Linked DNA regions of Mus musculus: regions 1 and 3 are each linked to region 2. The links are chromatin loops, found by intact Hi-C in ENCODE. Cell type or tissue: gastrocnemius. All regions are shown on one strand. Links, peaks and the distances in the headings refer to the core of each region. The heading gives the core; the rest is flanking DNA. Region 1 holds the start of Wnt7a (wingless-type MMTV integration site family, member 7A). Region 2 has its middle 73 kb from the start of Fbln2. Region 3 overlaps Xpc (xeroderma pigmentosum, complementation group C).

Evidence for each region. Peaks named below come from ENCODE experiments on the same cell type or tissue, not always from the same donor. Only the 100,000 strongest peaks of a DNase experiment are listed, where the experiment ranks them.
Region 1: a loop joins it to region 2, with 18 times the contacts of the local background. A loop is called at or near these places in 39 of 42 quality-filtered maps.
Region 3: it touches region 2 in a loop (21-fold over the local background); 20 of 42 quality-filtered maps call a loop at or near these places.

Annotation. Positions count from the first base shown.
Region 1 is chr6:91,410,045-91,416,620 of GRCm38, forward strand. Wnt7a (wingless-type MMTV integration site family, member 7A) reads right to left here and starts at 1,309. Exons shown (of 4, transcript NM_009527.4): 1 at 995-1,309. The coding sequence starts at 1,065. Gm30437 (a long non-coding RNA gene) reads left to right here and starts at 1,284. Exons shown (of 2, transcript XR_377869.4): 1 at 1,284-1,967; 2 at 2,062-2,672. In gastrocnemius, for the core only: a CTCF peak has its summit at 1,884 (motif pointing left); DNase peaks (open chromatin) are centred at 322, 626, 978, 1,249 and 3 more places; H3K4me3 peaks cover 997 bases.
Region 2 is chr6:91,282,294-91,289,127 of GRCm38, forward strand. No RefSeq gene overlaps it. Among named protein-coding and RNA genes, the nearest start is that of Fbln2, 73 kb to the left of the region's middle. In gastrocnemius, for the core only: a CTCF peak has its summit at 3,313 (motif pointing right); DNase peaks (open chromatin) are centred at 2,646, 3,297, 3,755, 4,083 and 2 more places; H3K4me3 peaks cover 1,246 bases; H3K27ac peaks cover 901 bases.
Region 3 is chr6:91,506,626-91,513,459 of GRCm38, forward strand. It overlaps Xpc (xeroderma pigmentosum, complementation group C), which reads right to left. Exons shown (of 16, transcript NM_009531.2): 2 at 3,832-4,033; 3 at 1,864-1,970; 4 at 214-334. Among named protein-coding and RNA genes, the nearest start is that of Xpc, 5.8 kb to the right of the region's middle. In gastrocnemius, for the core only: a CTCF peak has its summit at 2,892 (motif pointing left); a DNase peak (open chromatin) is centred at 2,896.

The DNA of each region.
Region 1 (6,576 bases), core at 1-5,000, 130 kb after region 2:
CGGAGAAACACAAAGGGTCTGCCACACACGCCCCCTGGCCTTGGGTCCAGTTCTTCCCAAGGCAGCGACAGGAGGTTCACAGGTAGTAGGGGTGTATAGAGAGAGGCAGGTGTGAAGCCTCCCAAGGTAGCCCTTTGGCGCTAGGACCTCTGTCTATGATTAAAGCCCCCCACGTCCCCAAAACCGTGCTGCACACAAGTCACTTCCTAAGTACAAAGAGAGGCCGCGCAACGCAGCGCAAGAAGCCACCTGCTTCCACTTTCCAGTTAGAGTGTCTCCTGCCCCACCTCCTGACGCCTGGGTTCTTTGGCTCCCACCCCAGCGACCCCAGGGTCGGCTGTCTTGCTTTCTTTGGGTGGCGGCTAGAGAGCGTCTCTCCTTGGTGTCTCCGACTAGCCATTAACTATCTCTGGTCGTACTATTTGGTTCTGATTGTTAAATGTGCTGTCCTCCTAGCTTGGGAAGGGGGTCTGAGGGCCGCTGGAAATGAGGCGGTGCCAGAGCTCTGAAAGGTGGTTTATGCTTTTGCCAGGGAACACCCCCAGTCCTGGGCCCACGTTTGCTACATGAGTAGCCCTGTCTGCAAAAGGGCTGCGCTCACAATATCGCGCGTAGAATTCCTGCTGGGAATTGAGCTCTCTAGGGGTGGCTGTGGTCCTGCCGGATCTACTGTGCTTGTGGCTTGCGCGCAGGGGCGGGGGGTGGGGCGGTTCCTGGGGACCCCATAGAGCAGATATTCGCTTCCAGAAACACTTAACTGTCTGTTTCTGGAGGTATCCCTGACTCTGAGATCCTTGGGATGGCCGATCCCCTGCCCGAGTCTGTGGAATTGCGTGCGCCCCTGGGTTGTCCGCTCACGGGGAGCCTTTGTGCCCTCAGGGTTCCTGCACCTCCCACTGCCTCTCCTGAGCTAAGTTGGGCAGCGCGCCTCCCTCCCGGGCCCAGTCAACTTTGCCTCCGTCGCACGCGCGGAAAGAACGCGCGCGGTGCTTACCCGATCCGGAGGTAGACTATGCCCAGGCTGAGAAAGAGGTGGCCCAGGCAGCGCCGCGCTTTCCGGGTCATAGTCCCCGCTGGTGGCGGGTGCCACGGGCCGGGCTGTGCTGATCCCGCCAGCCGGGCCCGGCGGGGCAATCCACATAGCCTGCGCAGGGGGCGCGGGCCGAGGCTCCCTGGGCGGTCCGTCGGTGCGTCGGTCCGCGCTAGGCACTGGAGACTGTCCCAGAGCGCGGGAGCCGCGGAGCCAGAGGAGGGGAGAACAAGCGCAACAAGGGGCGCCGCTGCGCGCCAGCGATCGCGGCAAGTGTTTGAGGCGCGGGGACTGCGGGGCGCTGCTGCCTCCCGCCCCCGCCCCTCCCTCTCCGCCCTTCCCCCGCCCGCCTCCCGGAGCGCCCGCCCCGCGCCCAAGCGCCCGCGGGTCGAGGATGTCTGCCCCGAGCGCGCTCCCGCGGCGCTCCTCCGAGCTCGCGGCGGTGGGAGGCGGGGGCGTGGAGCGGAGTTGGGGGTGGAGGGCGGTGGAATCCTGCCTGCCTAGCATCCTTCGCTAACTCGCAGGTTGAGACCAGCAGGTGCCCAAGGGCCATCCTCTGGGTGTAGAGGATATAGGCTCATTTCAGAACCCTCACGCCTTGTTAGAGCTCTGTCACACGGGCCAGAAACAGGGAACTGGGGTGGAGACTCCTGCAGAACTACTACCCCACACATTCTCTCCTCACCCTCGTCTGTGCGAGGGGCTGATTGCACCTAAGGCGAGACGTGACAGGATCCTCCGGAATCTTGCTACCGGTGGAGACTTGGAATTGGACTGGAGCCCAATGACCAGTAGCAGAACCTGAGAACACGCGCAGGTGAAAGCTCAGAGCGCTCTCACGGCGACACCTGCTGGGTGCGGCAGGTGGTGCATTCTGGCCTTTTGTCTTTCTGATCAGAGACACGCAGCCCAAGTTTCAGTTGGAGAAACTGAGGAGGTGAAGTCAAACTCAAAGTCACTAACAGGTGAATAGCCAGATTGGAACAAGGTAGCCCCAACTCTAGTGACCCCTACTCTTCTCTCCACTCCAGGCCTGCTTAGCCTTCCAGACTGCAGTTCTTCATGCATACCTTCATGTACAGCCGCTGTTCACGCATGCGTCCACGGGCTACTGGCGCCAGCCATGCTGACAACCGTGGATTCAAGGAACACGGGAGACCTTGGTCTGGGTACAGCCTGGGGGGGGGGCGCTTTCAGAATATGGCCACTACATTGTTCAACCAATCTCCATTGCAAGGAGTTCTCTGTGCGCGCCTTCCTTGCCTCTGGGCAAGCCTGTGATAGCTTCCTCATTGACAGGTGCAGATGATGGTAAATGGATACGTACAGGAGCCCTGTCCAGTAAGCACATGCATAGCTTCAGATGGCACCGGCTGGTGAGAAGGTCACAGGACCGGGGACCGGGCAATGGGAAAGAGGGTTCTGTGCACTAAAATGTTTGTTTTAGCTCTGAGGAAGTGGCTGGGCTGTCCGCAGCAGATCACAGGATTTGGGCCCATTATGGTAGAAGCTAGGAGTGGGTGAAGGAGGAGCAAGGATGAAGAGAAAGAAAGCCAGTGATGTGGAGGGAAGAGAGGGGGACTGTATTCCTAGAAGAGTTTGGAGTCCAATGGAGACCCTGGAGAATAAAGCAGGTAACTCATTTGTGTGTGTGTGTATCTCTGGGTGTCCCATGGAGACACTGATGGGGGCTGGGAAGGGAATTGGACACTGGGGAGCCTGTTGGACTAGGGAGACTTCAACATGGGTTCAGGGACAGATGGGACATTTGTGCTGGAGAACTTTTATTGCCGTTTTGGCATGAATCTGACTGAAGTGGAGATAGCCTTGACCCACTGGTCCCCCAGCTTCCACCTCAGGGGTGCTGGGATTACAGACTGTGCACTCCCACCCTGCTTTATAGGATGTCAGGGATTGAACCTAGTTCTTTTCTAGTGCTAAACCAGTACTTTCCCAACTAAGCTATATCACCCCCCCCAAGCCTGGGGGTGCTTTCAGAACATGGCCACTACAATGTTCAGACGTTCTCCATTGCAAGTTCTCTGTGTCCTCCTGGCTCGCCTCTGAGTGGGCCTGTGATGGCTTCCTCAATAACAGGGAAGAGGTAATGGTGCAGGTGAATGGATGCATACAGGAGCCCTGACCCACCCTAATGACTGCTGTGCTGTGAGGAAACCAGGAATATGTACAGCCACTGCAGCCCACAGTCCTAATTGTGACCTTGACTGGTGGGATCCATTATGATTGCTACACAGGTCACTGAAGGCCCTCCAGATGCCACCAGCCATCCACTCAGTCTTCCTGGCTTCAGATTTGCCCAGGTGAGGCATTGTGGACAGTGTCTGGGTGTCCTCTTTACCCATAGCACATTCTCTTGTATTCCTCCTCTGTCTAGTCATCTGAGGTCTCCTCCAGAACATCTCTCTGGTGTGTCACTTCCAATATGCACCATTGTCATCTTAAAGCAGAGTCATGCACGTCATGGATGTTGGGACACACATGACCTGCAAGTCCTGTGGCAGCTGTGGTGACAGCAACAGCCCTGGCAAAGGCTGAGGGCATCTGCTGGGAAAGGGAAGGGGGGGGGGGGGGAGGAAGAACTGATTGGAAAACAAGCTGAGACAGAAGAGTGGGTGGGAAGAACCCAGTCTCCGCCCTTCTCCTGCAAGGAGTTCTCTGTGCCCTCCTGACTTGCCTCTGGGCAGGCCTGTGATAGCTTCCTCGGTGTCAGGGAAACAGGAATGGTGCAGGTGATGGTACACAGATGCATACAGGAGCCATTCTGAGGATGGCGGAATGGCCAAGCCCAGAGGCAGCACTGCCCCCCATGTCTGCACTGCCCTCAGAACTGCACTATGTTACCTCAGAGCCCTCTGACAATGCTGTGAGGCCCTGTTCTCATTATCACATCCCTGTTTATATGAAGAACGCGATCGTGGAGTATTAAATATCCCCATATCCTCACAGCCAGTAGTATATGATAGAGTTGAGATTTGAACTTGAAGCACTGGTTCTAGCCATAGCTCCCATGTTACGTGTGTGTGTGTGTGTGTGCGTGTGCGTGTGCGTGTGTGTGTGTTAAAGGCATTAGATGCACATTGAACATGGGCAAAGGCGCACCCTATCCTTCCTCTTTGTATAACTCCAATGCCTTTAGCTCCCTTTCCACCTGGTAAGTTTGTAACCCACCCACATCCCCACTCACCTGAAAAGCTTGCCTTGACCCACCTGGCTTCTACCCACGGTTCTTGGTTTCTTCTTCATCCATTTTTCAAATATTCATCAAGGATTAATGTGTTCCAGGCTCTATAGAATCTAGAGATATAGAGGGTCCGATATTCTCTGCAAATCTTTGAATGAGTCAGACACATATCCCTACATAGGACCAGGTCTGTATTTGTAGATAGCATATTTTTATTGTAATTCTTCCTTGGGTTTCCAGTGCCCTTGGGCTTGTCTTGGCAGAGCCCTTCCCATCCTAAAGGATATCCAGGCTCACCCCAGAGGCCTCTCATTAGAGTACAATCTCCTCATAACAAAGTCCTTCTGCTCTGATTACACAACTGCACAGAGCTTATGTCAAACCAAAACCATGGCTTGCTGAAGAGATCGCACATTTGGGGATCAGCTAAGCATGGGGTTTGGTGCCAGCTCTGCCACTTATTAAATTCATGGTCCAAGACAGTTTTTCATTCGCTTGTTTGTTGGGTATGCTCTGCAGCTAGTAACTTCTAGGTCAATTACTAGAGGGGGTTGAGAGTTCTGAAGGAGAAACTTTATTTAAAGCATCCCAAAGTCCTGAGCCCTAGATCAACTGTCTGGGACTGTCTGCAGAAGTTCTTTTTTTGCAAATTTCTGCTAGCCCAGGATCTCCCCCCACCCCACCCCACCCCCATTTGCAACCACTACTTGGATCATTGAAAGAGCTGTCCCGGTGGGCTTCTTGTTCTTCAGGCAAACCAAGCATACCTGGGCAGGCGCTCACTCTGGGCTTTGTCGCCACCTGTTGGGGGCAGAAGAAATAACCAGCCCAGTCCCAGAACCACAGTTAACAGTTGCTACTAAGAGGTGCCTGGTCTCAAGGGAATAAGATGGAGAGCAACACAGTAGGACACCCAACATCCTCCTCTAGCCTCTGTAACTCATACACAGGTGAACACACTAGTAAACGCTTGTGCACACATAACCCCCCACAACACACACACACACACACACACACACACAGAGAGAGAGAGAGAAAAAAAAGAGTCATAAAGCAAAAAAAAAAAAAAAATCATAGGCTATAGAACCCCTTTTATTAATGAAGTATCGAGCTGCTGGGGCCTGTGCTAGGCAGACTACTGACAAAGAATAAGTGAAGTATGCTGGTGCTCAGAGGAGAAGCACAGCTGATGTGACTCAGTGGCTTGCGAAGAACCTCAACTAGCAGCAAAGAACGTCTCTGACAAAGAAATCTGTGCTGGTACAGGGTGATGAAAAGCACCCATGGACCACCCTGAAGACCCTAGCCAGGACACTTCTTCCCATCATAGTGGCTGTTATGCTTCACCGATGTGGCCTGTGTCACCAGCATCCACCAAAGAGATGGATGTGACACCCAGGTGATTCTTTCAAGAGCCTGAGCATCCAGCCCATGGAGAGCGACGGTTAGAAAGAAGCAGTCAGAAGTGACAGGAGTCACCCAGGCCTCTCTTATGAAAGCTTTGGGCCTCCTGCCCTGGAGCTCTTGCCTGCAGATCCTATCCCCCAGGGTGAGAGCAGGTAGGACAGGACAATGAGGCCTGGAGACCCTGTTCCCATAGCTGGGGAACAGCAGAAACCCAGAGCCCCATGACAGTCAGCTGCCACGTGACAAATTACCCTCCCCAGCTTTTAGCTTAAAGGTGGAAAGCTTTGTTTGATATCAGAGGTTTAGGTCCATGGATGCTTAACCCTGTTGTTAGGCAGCTCATCATAGCAAGAGGCTGTTGGGGAAAAACACACTCCCGTCATGACATCCAGGAAGCAAGAGAGGGACATGAAGGAGCTGAGGTTCTCTTCTCTTCTTCAAGGCCTTGCCCCCAGTGACTTAACATCCTCCCACTGGAAGGCCCAGTTCCCTCCCAGTAGCACCTCAAGCTAGGAACCAAGCCTTTACATGGGCCTGTAGGGACAGCTAAAATCCAAACTAGGACGCTCCATTTGGTTAAGAGGGGGAAGGACTCCCACTTCCGCTCAGTGCTGTCAGGGAGAGCAGCCTGCTGCAGTCCATGGTTAACTTCTTGCACAGGGGACAGAAGTGGCTTGGGCCCAGTTTCTCCTCATACAGGTGACATTGGAAGATGAAGGAGAGCAGGCCCTCAGCCCCTTGCTGGTCCTCATCTCTCCAACTCAGAATCGGTGCCTGGCATGCTGGTGCTGAGTCTGGCTCTCCCCAGAGTGCTGTGTTTTGGGAAATAAGTGTTCGAGTCCCCAGAAGTGAGACTTTAAAGCATTCTTGCTTTTAGATGGACACAAACCCAATGTCCCCTCCCAGTGCTCCCACGAATGAATCTGTGTTCACGCTA
Region 2 (6,834 bases), core at 1,190-6,189:
GCACAGGGTCCTCAGCTAGGGCTGATGAGAGGCTGGGGTGGGGCTGGTTTTTCTGACTGAGTCTATCTGCCAAGCCTGCTGTCTCAGGAGGGGGTTGCCAGTAGCTAGCAGAGCATGCTCCTGACATGTGCTGTGTTCATCTCACCATGGCTCTCCATTGCTTGCAATACGAATGAGTTTCACAGCCCACCATCCTGGCCCCACCCTCTTCAGTCTTGTGGCCATCACTCCCTGCCGAACCCTGTGCACCAGTCACCTTGCCCACTCTTCTTTCCCATTCTGGACCTTTTGCTTGGAGAGCATGGAAACTCCTATACATCCTGCAATGCCCAGCTCTGAGCACCCTCCACAGAGTTAGAGCTTCCCCAACTGCTTTCTAGGTGCTTGCTAGTCTCACTTCTCAGTGTATGTGCAAATGAGTTCCCCTCTGAGTCCCCAGCACCCAGCACCAGGCATGGAGCAAAGCAGACACAGATACATGCTGAGTGAATCAACAACACAGGCATGCTCTTGCCAGGATGCAAACTAGCTGGGAGGAAGATCCAGAGTGGGCCAGGACCGGGGTATGGGGCAGGTTGGTGGAATAGGAGTTGCCCAGGTATCCTCTCCTTAGCCCTGAAGCACCTGCTCCTGGCTCCTCCTTAGCAGGGGCTGATGATAACTCAGCTCTGGCCCCAGGTACAGGGCTCAGACTCTGAGGCCGTGCCCTGGTAGGGTAGTCAGAGACTCATCCTCCTTTCTGTCCATTTTATCAGATCGGAAGCTCAAGGCCAGTTCTGCTTGGCTGACACTAAGGTTTCTGTCCTCCCTGTTCTAGGACTTTGACCCTTTGAAGCTCAGGAAGGGTGGGAACAGGAAGGGACAGTAGTGCTGCTGTGCTGGCTCCAGGGCTTCGGCATCAGGGTCAGGGTTTGTGCCTGAAGTTCCCACCCATAGCCGAGTCATCAGGCCAACGCCCTTGGGCCAGCCGAGCCATCCCTGTGGGAGGTTGGCAGAGCCCGAGGGATGGTAGCTGGGATTGAGGCTTTCTGAATACTATCCTGCCTCCAAAGGTCAGGCCCAAAGAGAATAAGGTTCCTTTTACCACGGCTGGGGGACAAGAACTCCAGCACCAAGAAGGCCAAGTGTGCCATGACCCAAGTCTGGGCTGTTCTCTCTGTGGTTGAGGCTGGGAGGCCTCAGCTTCTTCACTGTGAACAGCACAGCCTTGGCAGCCATACCCTGGCCTACTCACTGTACACCGCCTGCACACTGAAATTTGTGCCCCAGACTAACCTGTCCTCTTGGGGAGTCTCCTCCAGACCACATGGCCTTTGCATAACATCCCACTTGTGGCTCCAGACATGGCTGCTTCTAAACAGGTAGGAGTAAGGCGGGGTTCTGCATGGAGGAGAAGGAGGAGTGAGGGGGAAGAAGGGGCTATGATGATGGTAAACTGAGTCCCAGTTAGTGGCACCAGGTGTGGCATAAAGCAAAGAAATGTTTGTAGAGAATTTAAACAACCTTGCGCACACAGCTCAGTGGAAAGGCAGGTCTTTTTCAGATAGTCGACAGTTGTGTTTGTCAAAATGTTCAGTCTATGGGCAGAGCAAAAATGCAGCAGTGGGTTGGGTGACCATGAGAGGGGTGAATGAGAAAGGTGTGCATAGGGTAGTCCAAGCTGGAACAGGAGGGAGGAGAGATAGCCCCTTGGCAACTCCATTGCTTTGGGCTAGAAATATGACTCCTCTTTCACACTCCCATATTCTATCTATTGGACCCCAGAACATTCTAGATCTCCCCCCCTCTGTTCCCCAACATTCACACCCCTGGTGAGTTCTGCAGAATGAACTCTGAGGACATTCCCGAACTTGACCCCATCCCTCCGTAAGCTTCTCTATTTCAGACCATCCTCGTGTGCAGACCTAGCTGCTCCGGCCTGATCCCTGCCCCATGTCTCTCTTGCTGCTAGCCTCCAATGCCCCAGCGTGCCTCTGCAGGAGACTTGCTTCTGTGGATACAGCCCTTTTCTGCAGTGCCTGACTGCTTGGGCTAACCTACCCCTGCCCACCTAGGGTTCCCTGGAGCCGCCACATCTCCCAGATGCTCGGTAGGCTAAAGTTGCTGCCTGGCCTGGGACCACTCCCTTTGCCCCAGACATTGCTTCCTGATGTTCAGAAGGCCTCTTTCCTTTCCTCTTTTCCAGAAGGCCCCACTACCCCATGTGTTTTCTCAGGCATGCCCTTGCTGGCCACCAGGTCTTCCATGATGACCCTCCTCACCACCGTGCTCTTCCTCTCCCTAGAGAAGTGTAGCTTCCTCAGAGCTTGGTCACTTACAGATAGTGTTCCTGTCCTCAGTGTGAAATAGCGGGGGCTTCAGGAAACAGGTGCTCTAGGAAACATGATGGACTTTCAGTGGGAAACCTGGGTGTCTTGGATAGTAGGGGAACTTGCAACATGTCCCTATCCTTTCCCCAAACTCAGTCTCCCTACCTGTGTTCTAAGGCTCAGCTCCCCTTCTCACAGCTAGTAGCATCGTGTTGGGGGAACCAAGCCTTTCCTTTATCCTTGAAGAGGGTTACCATGGAAACAGTCTTGGCTCGGGCTTAGGGAGCATCCAGTCCTTTGTTAGACTTGGGCCTGCCTTCGGCTTCCCCCTCCCCCGGCTTCCCCATCCCCCGTAGCCTGAGATCTAGCTGTGAAGAGACCAGTGACTAAGGCGGGGCCGCACAGGGAGGGGGGCATTATTTTGGCTGTACACCCCTCCCCTTCCCTCCCCAAATTGATGTTTGCGTCACCAGTTTGAAAAGCTCTCGAGGACAGGGCAGTGTAGCCGGAAGATCAAGTCCCTGGGCACTTGACCCAGAGGCATATTCCCAACCCACGTGGCTTTAGGGACCAGCTCTCCGCCCTTTTCCGTGCCCCGGGCCCTGGCATTTCCCGCTCTCCGTTCTGCAGTGATAAGCAGGGTGGGCGCCGTTGCCTGCTCGCGCCCACCGGGGCAGGATGTGGGCCTGGCGGGTGCGCAGCGTAGTCAGCGTGGCCACAGGTGGACACTCCCGGGTCCCTCTTCAGGGCCCACATATCCAGAGCGGGACAGCTGCTCACGGGGAGGCCGCGGTGAAGTCGGGCCGTTGACTCCGGGCTCTGACTTTCAGCCTGGCTTGGAGCCATGGGGCAGGCATGCCGGGACTCTCAGGAAGAGCCCGGACTCCAGCGGCAGGTGGCGAAGCTCAGCTGCTGAGTGCCAGTCCCTAGCGTGGCCAGCCGCCTTTGGCCAGTGCAGCTAGGGCGTGCGCCAAAGCCACCGCCGCTGAGGATGTTGGACGCCACCAGGAGGCGCTGCGAGCGTCGCGGATCGTCAGTGCGTGTGTCCGAGCGGTGGCTCTGGCAGAAAGCTATCCAGGCGCAGGGGCGCTAGGCGCTGGTCCGCGGAAAGCCGAGGCGCAGGTCCTAGAACTTTCTACCCGGAGATCACACACTCTGAGCCCTGCTGATTGCAGGTCTCTGCTCCAGATCGCAGGGCTGGTGCGCTAAGGGTTTCAGTAGAGAGCAGGGCTTAGACACTGCAGCCCACGGCCCTGTCCTGTCCCGCAGAATTCAGATCTCCGTTCTGCCTTTTCCCATCTGTGAGACATAGGCAAGTTCCTAGACTTCTTGGTGTCTGATTTTCCTGCCTTGTGAGATGAGATTGCTGCGAGTAGCGGGTTCACCGGGTTGCGACAGGAAACCTGGATCACTCCCAGATGTACACATGTTCCTGCCCATCACAGCACGGTTGACTAGTAGGTTGGGCGATGCGGGGCCTCAGCAGTGGAGACACAGAGAAGCAAGTCGCTGAGCACTGTGTCCTGGCAGGTGCTCGTGAGGACCAGACGGCATTTAGACTAAACTTTTCTCCTCCTGGCGAGACAAGAACAATGAGAGGCTCCCCCAGGTTGATTTGGGAGGCAAATTCAGTGCCAGACCACCCTCTTCCTCCCAGCAGAGACCGTCGCCCTTGGTCGTTGTGCTCTCGGTTGTCCTCCCGCGTCATACAGTCTACGCCCCTCGGAGGCTGCCCACTGGTGTGCAGACTGTAGTGGACAGCATCCCGCAGCGGGCGAATGCTTATAGTGCGGGGCTTGTTGCCTGACACATTAGAGGGCCTGCAGCCGAATCAGCTCAAGTTCGCTGACTAGAGGCATGTAGGGTGATGAAGAGGGCCCATTCCAAGCCTCTACCGCGAAGTACCTAGGCCAGGTTCACTTCTGCACAGGGACAATCAATACATCCACATCATGGCTAATGGGTAGGGCTGGGGGACGCTGTTGGAAAGAGATAAAGTCAGGGAAGACTGTCCTAGACAGATCTGCTAGGACAAAGAGTAGGAAGTGGCTTGCCTACAGGGAGTCAGTGGAAACTGAGAAGGACTCCAGGGCGGGGCTGTGCTCTCTCTCTTTACCCATACACTCTTGCCTTCTGACCACGTCTGTTCTGTTCGCGCAAATTTTTAGAGGCTCGAAGCCCCGTCAACCTTTCTGACCACACGAGGGCAGCAGAACGCAGCTGTGAGGAGGGACAGGTGGCACGCCCAGTAGGGGGCTCTTCCAGAAGGCAGGCTGAACTCCTCAGGGCTCCCTTCCAGTTCCTCTGTGCTCACGCTTGGGTCTGTACTCCCCCAAACCCGAGGTACAGCTCTCCGAACCTCGGTGCCTCCTCTTGGGAAATGGGAGCAATCAGATTTTCATCTTCGGGAACGGATTACTGAGTGCTTTAGTAGATTTGCTGTAAGGCTGTGGAAAACTCACCCACCCTGAGTCTGCTTCCCCGAGTGAAAAGGAGGAATGAGAATGGACCCATAATGTGGGATTTGGGGGCAAGATAAATGACTCAATGAGCAATGCCTTCCAGGTACCCAGTACGCTAAATTGTAGTTCTTGACAATTACAATTTGTGACTTGGGGCTGAGAGTGGAAAGAGACCCCCGTGTTCAGGTGTTCACGCCAAAAGCTTTCCAGGAGGAATGATTTATTCATTAGGGAAGAGGTGGTCAAGATCCTTTGGGACTGTCCATTTGACAGAAGGGACACTGGGGACCAGAGAGGCTGGCAGAGCCAGGCCTGGGATTCCCACCTGATTCCTGAAGGTCAGTTATCCTGCCTGGTTGCAGGACCTTTCCTTGATGGAGGGTTCTCAGGTTGTCCCTTGTTCTTGTTACTGAAGGCCCCTGAGTTAAGCTGTGAGAGAGGAGAGAGCTTCGAGTGCCCAGTCCTTGGAGGGGCATCCTCTTGGGGGCTTATGAGAACTTCTCATGGGAGCCAATTCTTTCAAGGTCCAGGACACTGATGTTTGTGGTGGGTGGGTGAGTCCAGAGGGTTGTAGTCCTATGGTGGGCAAGGGGTGTAGTGGGGGAGGGGTGTAGTGGGGGAGGGGTGCCCGCTTCTCCCTAGGAGTGAACCCCAGCTGTACATTTTGTGGAAGTATGTTCCTCTCTCCCCTCAAGCCCTTGAGCAATGCCCACAGCAGGATTGGAATAATCACCCTGAGGCTTGGACACCCCCTCCCTCTCCAGGGTTGCTTTCCTTGTGGTGAAGGTGCTACTTACAGTGAAAACAGCCATTGAAGCAAAACGCAAAAATAATGTCAGTTTCCACTTTTGACAAAAATGGGAAGGCAGGTGGCTTCTTGTCTGCGATAAGCGCATCTGCTTCTGCAGTAATTACTATCTGAGATAATTATGAAAAAGAATTTAAATACTCAGGGCATGCGCGGGGCCAGGACGGCGTTCTTTCTCCTTAGTCCTAATCTCTTCTGCAAGTCGGAGTCTTGTCCCGACCGACCAGGACAGCACTGGGCGGGCCGAGGTGCAGGGGTGGGATGGAGGAAGGGCCAGGCTGGGCAGCTGCCCCTCTCTCTACTTTCCCAGGCCTCACTGTCCTCATCTGCAAACCAGGATGGCTCCATGAGAGCCAGGTGAGGAGATAAAGCAGGTGAGTGGTGAGAAGCCCAGAATGTTGTGCACGGGCATAGCCTGGTCTCCGTGACCTAATCCTCTTCTTTGTCTTGGGGGAGCAAGGGAGCCTCTGAAACCCTCCCCCAGCTTTAGAACGCCTCAAATGGAGATGGAGCTCACTTCTGGGATACAGAAGTCACAGCAGCAGGTGTCCAGAGCCTACAGAAGAACAGTCCAGCCTTAGGGAATCCTGGTCTTGGTCTGGGATGGTGATGGAGTGGGGCCAGAGCTGGACCCAGAGCCCAGGGCAGGAGGCTGATTCCAGCCCTGGACTACAGACCAGCTTCCTGTCCCAGCTCAGCAGCACTGGCTGAACCTTTCCCCTGTGGTGTCCAAGCAGCAACTGGATGACCATTTGGTAAGAAGAGGGCACCCTGATGGTTTTTGTCCTGAAATTGTATTGAAGGGTGGATCAGGAGCCAGGAGTGCCCAATCTTGGTAGAATATGAATCAGTGGGTCAGCTAGGCTGTGAAAGAAAACTCCATTGGCTTAAACACAACAGGGAGGTCTATCTTTTTCATATGTAAATCTTCTAGTTGGTGGTATAGGCTGGACAAAGGGACCAACTTCCTTCTGGCTCCTGGTTCTACCAAACCAAAGGGGACAGCCAAGATGGCTGTCAGGTTTCTGGCCCTCATAACTTAATTCTGTACAGCAGGTCAAAGAAGGACAGAAGGAAAAGGAGCCAAGTGGAGGTATCTGTTATATCCTCAGAAAGACTCCTGAAGCTGGAGTGCAGCTTTTGCTTACATCCAAGTATTTGGAAGATTGACCACTCCAGGATGCAATAATAAGGATGGTCTAATGCCATCTGAAGTGGAGGTCGGGGCTGGAGCCTGCAGTTGACTGTGCTAGAG
Region 3 (6,834 bases), core at 560-5,559, 220 kb after region 2:
TCTAGGGTCAGGTAGTCAGAGATAAACAGGTGCTCAGTTTGTGTCATGCACCTCTATCTCCCACCCAGCAGGGACATCCAGGTGTCTCCATCAGTTCCACTGCAGACCCACGCTCTCCCCTGTGGCTCCAGACCAGGCTGACATGCAAAGGCTTTCTCCGTGTGTCTGCTGCCTATTTTCAGGTCAGGGGCCCAGAAGCAGAGCCCAGCCTACCTTCTTTCCCGTTCTTTCGCCTGCTGTGGTGTTTCAATTTCAATCTCCACCGCCTTCACAGGCATGTCAGACGGTGAGGTGGCAGAATTTTCTCCCATGTCCAGCACAGGTTCAGTAAGCTCTATCAACGGTAATTTTAAAGGTGGTTAGTAATAATTGGGGCTGGAAATTTGCCTCAGTGGCTTAGAGCCCTGACTACAGAGGGCCTGGGTTCAATTCCCAGCACTCACAAGGTGACTCACAGCTATTAACTCTAGTCCCAGAGGACTCAACACCCTCTTCTGGCCTCCATGGGTACCAGGCACATGGTACAGACATATATGCAGGCAAAACACTTATACACCTAAGTTAAAGTTAACAATAATGAGGTAATATATAGGACAAAATCAGGGTTCTGCTGGGGAAACAAGATCAGGAGTAGACAAGGAAGCCCTGAGACTCCTGATTGTTTATCTGATAAAACCAGATATTCTAAAAAGCAAGAGGCCAGGACTTTTCAAAGCAGGCATTGCTCTACAAAGAGGAAAAAAGACAGTGCCTGCTCTGGTAGCACACATCTGTGATCCCAGCACTCAGCAGTGAGACCAGAGGCCCTACATCCCAGGGCAGCCTGGGCTACATAGCAAGTTCAATAATAGAGGCCTCATCTTAAAAAAAACAAACAAACCACGGCCTGGAGGCCGGCAAGACTATACACAACCTGAGGTCCTGACTTTGGGGCTGGATCCCACAAGGTGACAGAAAAGAACTCTTGAGAGTTGTCCTCTGATCAACACCATACACAGACACAGACACATACATAAAACTCATAAACTTTCACACATATGTACATAAAACACACACACACTTTAAAAACCAAACCAAAAAAGCAAGGCATAGGAGTCGTAGTTCTGTGGCAGAGCACCCTCCTAGCATTCCTAAGGCACCATAAGGAATTAATAAAGGTAGTACATGGTGGGGGCTTTAGATTAAAAGACATGTACAAACTCATAACAACCATGGGACCTGGGTTAGAAAGAGAAAAAGAAAGCAAGCGAGATATAAAGACTTTTTTTTTAACAACTGAGGGTTGTTTTTCATGTTTGGGGTGTGATGAGGTTGCTTTGTCAGATAAGACACCACTACCTTCTTAGTAAAGGCTTGCTCAAATATTCAAAAGCCAAGCTTTGGGACTACATAGAGAAAGAAACATTCAATATAAAGGACCAGGTATCAGACTACTCTCATTTCTTGGTAGATTTGAACCTTGTCAAATAAAAGGCTGGGGGAAAGCATGCCCCACAGAAGGAATCATTAGTACCACTCTCAGGGTGTGGACCTGAGGCTCAGGCCTACAGCATTTACAGACTTCCTCCCCAAATCCTGCAGCCTGACTAGGCACAACTCACAGCTGCATGCGATTTGCAGAATGCTGCCTGTGAAAAAACCTGCCTCAGGCAAGCAAACAGCTATGTGGGGCGGCACTGGGCTGAAGTTAGGACTCCACAGCCCCTCTGGATGCACTCTTCCTCGGTATTGCTTCTATCAAGTCCCTACTGTAACTTATCTCAAGATGGTCTTTGTTACAAAGAAACAACAAAGATTGCAACATGTGACTTAGCTCCAAACAGCAAACTCAGAACCAATGTTTAGAAAACAAGAGAACTTCACCTTCCACCTCCTCCCAGTCATCCTCACTGTCATCTTCATCAGTGCCTTGGTCCACCACCTTGCTTTTTGGGTGTTTCTTTGCCTTCTTGCAGTCAGCTGGTGAGTCCCTGTATATGGATCAAAGACACAGAAGGCTCACATACATATCCTAGTGTCACACTCAGGCTAAGCAAACCTCCAGGAGTCCTTCTCCTATTGACTGTTTATTGCAACCACATCCATGAAAATGACGGACAGCTGGCTCGCAAAAGTCTCAAGACGTGAAGTGGGAAGAGCTCCAGTGTAAGGTTACCCTGGCAACTAAGCTTGCTTAGTTTGTTTCTCAAAACAAACCCAGAACCTATTAACTCACAATCCATGTGAAAAGCAAAAAACAAAAAAATCAAAAACAAAGCAAAAACACAAACAAAACAAAACTGCTGTGCCTTGAAAAGGTGAGGGCAAAATTAAAGCAATCACATGATCCCAGAAGTCTTGGACTGCTGAGGTAACTAGGTACACTAGCACGGAGCTGGAGGCCAGGGAGGGGAAAAAAAAGCTCACACCAGCAGAGCCGGAGTTGCCAGAGACCCAACTCAGAGAATGCTTTTCTCCCATAAGAAAATGTAGCCCAAGGACACTGAAGCTGCCACACCTCAAACATGGCAAGTCAGGTGTGATCGCACAAGAACCTGTAAGCAGGTCCAGGCTGGGCAGCTGCTGATAGGGAAACCCATGCAGACAAGTAGCTCGACAGACAGTGAGGTGTGAGGTAAACAGCTGCCAGGACCCTGACATGTGTCTGCAGAGTCATATATAAACCCCAAATCCTGTTGACAGTTCTGGGTTACTTTGGCCTTTGTAAATGTTCGGATACTTGGTATCTAGAGGAAACAGCCAAGATTTTTAGCACAGACATTTTAGGACCATCTCAGTCCTGAGCTCCAATAAAGCTCAAAAAAGACCTCCACTTTTGTTTTTGTTTGCTACTTGCAACCAGGAGGCATAGGAGCCACGGTGGAGAGTCCAGCCGCTTCCCCTGGCCCACTACTGCCCTCTGCTGGACTGCCCTCCCATCATCAATGGCAAGTTCGGCTTCCTCTATTCACCTACCCTCCAGCTTGCTTAGGTTGGGTAGTTCACTGTCTCTCATCCTGAAATAAGGATATCCAGCTGCCATTAAGGCAAACTACAGGCCCACCCTAGATGAACGCGAACGAAGGCCCTGTGAACATGAATGAAGCTCACAGTTGTAGCTGAGGCCCAAGAAGTGTGAGCACCCTAGAGGGTGGCAAAACCTGAGTAGCTTGCACTGTCATAGAGAACTATCATCCAGGTGGACATAGCACACTCTGCTGCAGCAGAAGCAGCAGCAGCAGGAAACAGGAGCAAAAAAAAAAAATCCAAGAATCTGTCAAAAACAAAAACAAAACGAAACAAACAAACAAACAAAAAAAAAACAGAGCCACTGGCTTCAGACACAGTACGAGAGGGGAAGAAAATACTCCAGATGGAAGGAAGAGGGGGGCTGAAGGTGGGGTTCAGTGCTCGGTGCTCACTCACAATGCAGGAAGCCTTTGGTTTGATCCACTAAACTATAAGAAAACAAAAACATAAAACTAAGTAGGGCAGCAGGGGACAAGAATGTGCCCAGTGAACGCTCAAAATCCAACGGAGCATGAGTTGCCAGTTCCAATTTCCAGATGGCAGAAGTCTCTCCTGCCTCTCTGCTAAGTGTCTGTGAAGTTGAAACAACACCAGACCAAGAATCGGGAACCCTGAATTTGACGGCCGAGTGTGCTTCTAGCTAGCTGTGAAACCATGAATAAATGACTATATGTGAGCTGCCATTGAACTCATCAGAAACTGAGGCCTCCAGCTCCTGCTGGCCTGGCTCTGTCTGGCAAGGCTTAACAACCTCCCCCTCCCCCATCCCCTTAGAGAGCAAGGAGTCACTTCGTCTCTGGGCTCCGGGCCTGAGCGTCTCACCGGAAGTCATCCCCGTCGCTGAGTGCTTCCTCCTTCAGAACCTTGAGATTCTTGGATTTAGCAGTGGCTTTGGCCACTTTCTTTTTTGCTGCACCATTTGTGGGGTCCCCTGGATCACTGCAGCCCCTCTTCCTCTTTCCTTGAGAGACTTTCGGGAAAGAGCTCTTCCTTCGGGGTTTCTGCTTCTCATCTTCAAAGTCATCTGGGTGACAACACAGGGCAAGATGTGAAGGGCGGGTGGGAAGGTGGAGGCGGTGTGACTTATGGGCAAGGGTCAGGAAAAGGCTCATAGTCTCCTCACAACCAGGGCTCTGTCACCCGTCTGTCACCTGCTCACCAGCCTGTGCCTAGGCAGCACCCAGTGCTCAGCCTTTCACACGGAGCCTTCGCCATGGTCACAATGAAAACTACAGATCAAACGCAAAACCTTGATCTGCAGAGTAGGGAAGCACCGCCATCATGCTACACCCCCAGATCACTCCCCTTTCTTGCTGTACGTCTAAAACTGAAACCACCCTGTGACTAAAACTCTAAATTCCAACCTTAAAGGAAATGCCTGAATCCACTCATCCGCACCTTGCCCACCACCCACCTGCCAAGGCCTATCAGAATCTACTACTCTCAGGTGAGATGCTTCCGGGTCACAAACCTCTTTGCACTTTATTCCTACTACTGTGTTTCTGCCATATTTTACACCAAACTCTGCTCAAAGCACGCTGCTGATCTAACCTAGATCGTGCCCGTTAAGTCAACAGCCTCGGCAGGCTCCAGAGTCGGGAGAGGGCTGTGGATGTTTCTCAGCTGCTTGGCCTCAATTCCAGTGCTCAGATACCAAAAGGTTTTCGACTTTTGAAACATCTGCATCAACTTTACAGGTGCAAATTATCAACGAATCCAAGGAGAAACTCCGCTTCCCATAACCCTGCCACAGTTGACTTTGGGAAGATAGATGAGCTTTAAGACTCCAAAGAGGTATGGGTGATGGTGGCATGTCTTTAGTCCCAGCACTAGGGAAGCAGAGGCAGGTGGGTCACTGCAGATTCGAGGCCAGTCCAGTCTGTAGACTTGTAAGAGAGAGTTTCAAACAGCTAGGGCTACACAGAGAAGCCCTGTCCTGAAAACAGGGTGGGGGTTGGCGAAGACTCCAAAAGGGAGTGCTGAATTATTAAATCAACCCATTTCTATCGTTCACTGTTTGTCTTGCTGACTGTTTGGGTACGTATTTATCTTCTCAGAAAATATAGTTTTGTTTGTGGGGGAGGCAAAGACTCTTTGGTTAGATTTAAATGAAACAGTAATTTAATTAAACTAAAATTCACATGAGACAAACATTTGTTTTTATGCTAGATAAAACACTAATTCTTGTTTTGTTTTCTTTCTTTTTTTTTTTTTTTAATTTCAAAGACAGGGTCTAGAACTTGTGGTGATTCTCCTGCCTCAGCAATTTCCAGGTTTTAAACATTTAGATACAATGGCAAACAAAACACTGAGAAAATAGTGTCCTAAGCAGTAGCAAATTTGTCATTTGAAAGGCACAGAGTTTGGTTCTGTGTTTGAAAAGGTGGAGGATGTAACGGAAAAGAATTACATTATACTTATTATCCTTAGGGTTTCTACTGCTGCGACAAAACACTATGACCAAAGCAACTTGGGGAGGAAAGGGTTTGTTTGCCTTATATTTCCACAGCATTGTTCACCACTCAAGGAACCTGGAGGCAGGAACCTGAAGGCAGGAACCTGGAGGCAGGAGCTGATGCAAAAGCCATGGAGGGGTGCTGTTTACAGGGTTGCTCCCCATGTTTTGCTCAGTCCTGTAGATGTCAGGACCACTAGCCCAGGGATAACCCCACCCATAATTCTGGGCCCTCCCACATCTATCACTAATTACGAAAATGACTTATAAGTCTGCCTACGACTGGATCTTATGCAGACACTTAATTGAGTTTCCCTCCTCTCCCATGACTTTAGCTTGTGTCAATTTGATATAAAACTATCCGGCACACTTAAAGTATCAAAACTCTGAATACCCAGGGGAGCCTGGTGGTATTCACCTGTGAGTCAAGCACTAGGAGAGTGAGGAAAAATGATTCCCAAAAGTTATAGGCCAGCCTGGGCTACAAAGCAAAGATTCTGTCTCAAAAAAATAAACTACGCCAAGCCAAACCAAACAACCCTGAATAGCCTGCTATGAAATGATTAAATCACCCTATGACATATAACATTGTGTTGTTATTAATGCAGAGTCTTCCTGTGTAGCCCTGACTGGCCTGGCACTCACTATGGAGACCAGGCTGTCCGTGAATTCATAGAGATCCACCTGCCTCTGCCTTCTCAGTGCTGGGATTAAGGGTGCACCTCCATGCCTGATTTAATTAAATCATTATTAAAATAAAGAATCATGACATGATATGAACATGAAGTGTTGTTTTTGCTGAGTATGGAATACACAGCAAGGAAATCGACCATCATTCTGCAGCAGTAATCACTAGAAGACAGAAACAGGTGGCTTTTCAGTATTCTTTGCTGTGTTTATTTTCTGCAGGACACAACGGGGGAAGGAAGCCTCTCAAACAATATCCAGATAAGTTTCCAAACCTGAGAGCTATCTAACATACCTAACCAGTCTCCTTGAACTCAATGTCACTTCAACAGTTCCAGAATTACCACTGTGGCTTGGTCATTCAGCTACTGAGACTTAAGGGCAAGCACCTTCTCCCAAGACCCTTAGGATGAATTCAAATTCCTTAGCATGATCTCCAGGCTGAGGTCCTTGCCCTTCGGTCACCTCAAGTCCCAGCACTCACCTCTTCATTCTGAGTCTAGCCACGAGTCTTTCAGCATCCTGTTTTCTCTGCATAGGAATACTTACCTACCCCAACCCCATGCCACCGAACTCCTTATGAAGAGCTCAAAATTAACATAGTAACTGGTTATAATACCCGGTACTGACAGCTTCTTCCTCATACTGGTGGCAGTCTGATTAGAGCAACCAGATTTACTCCC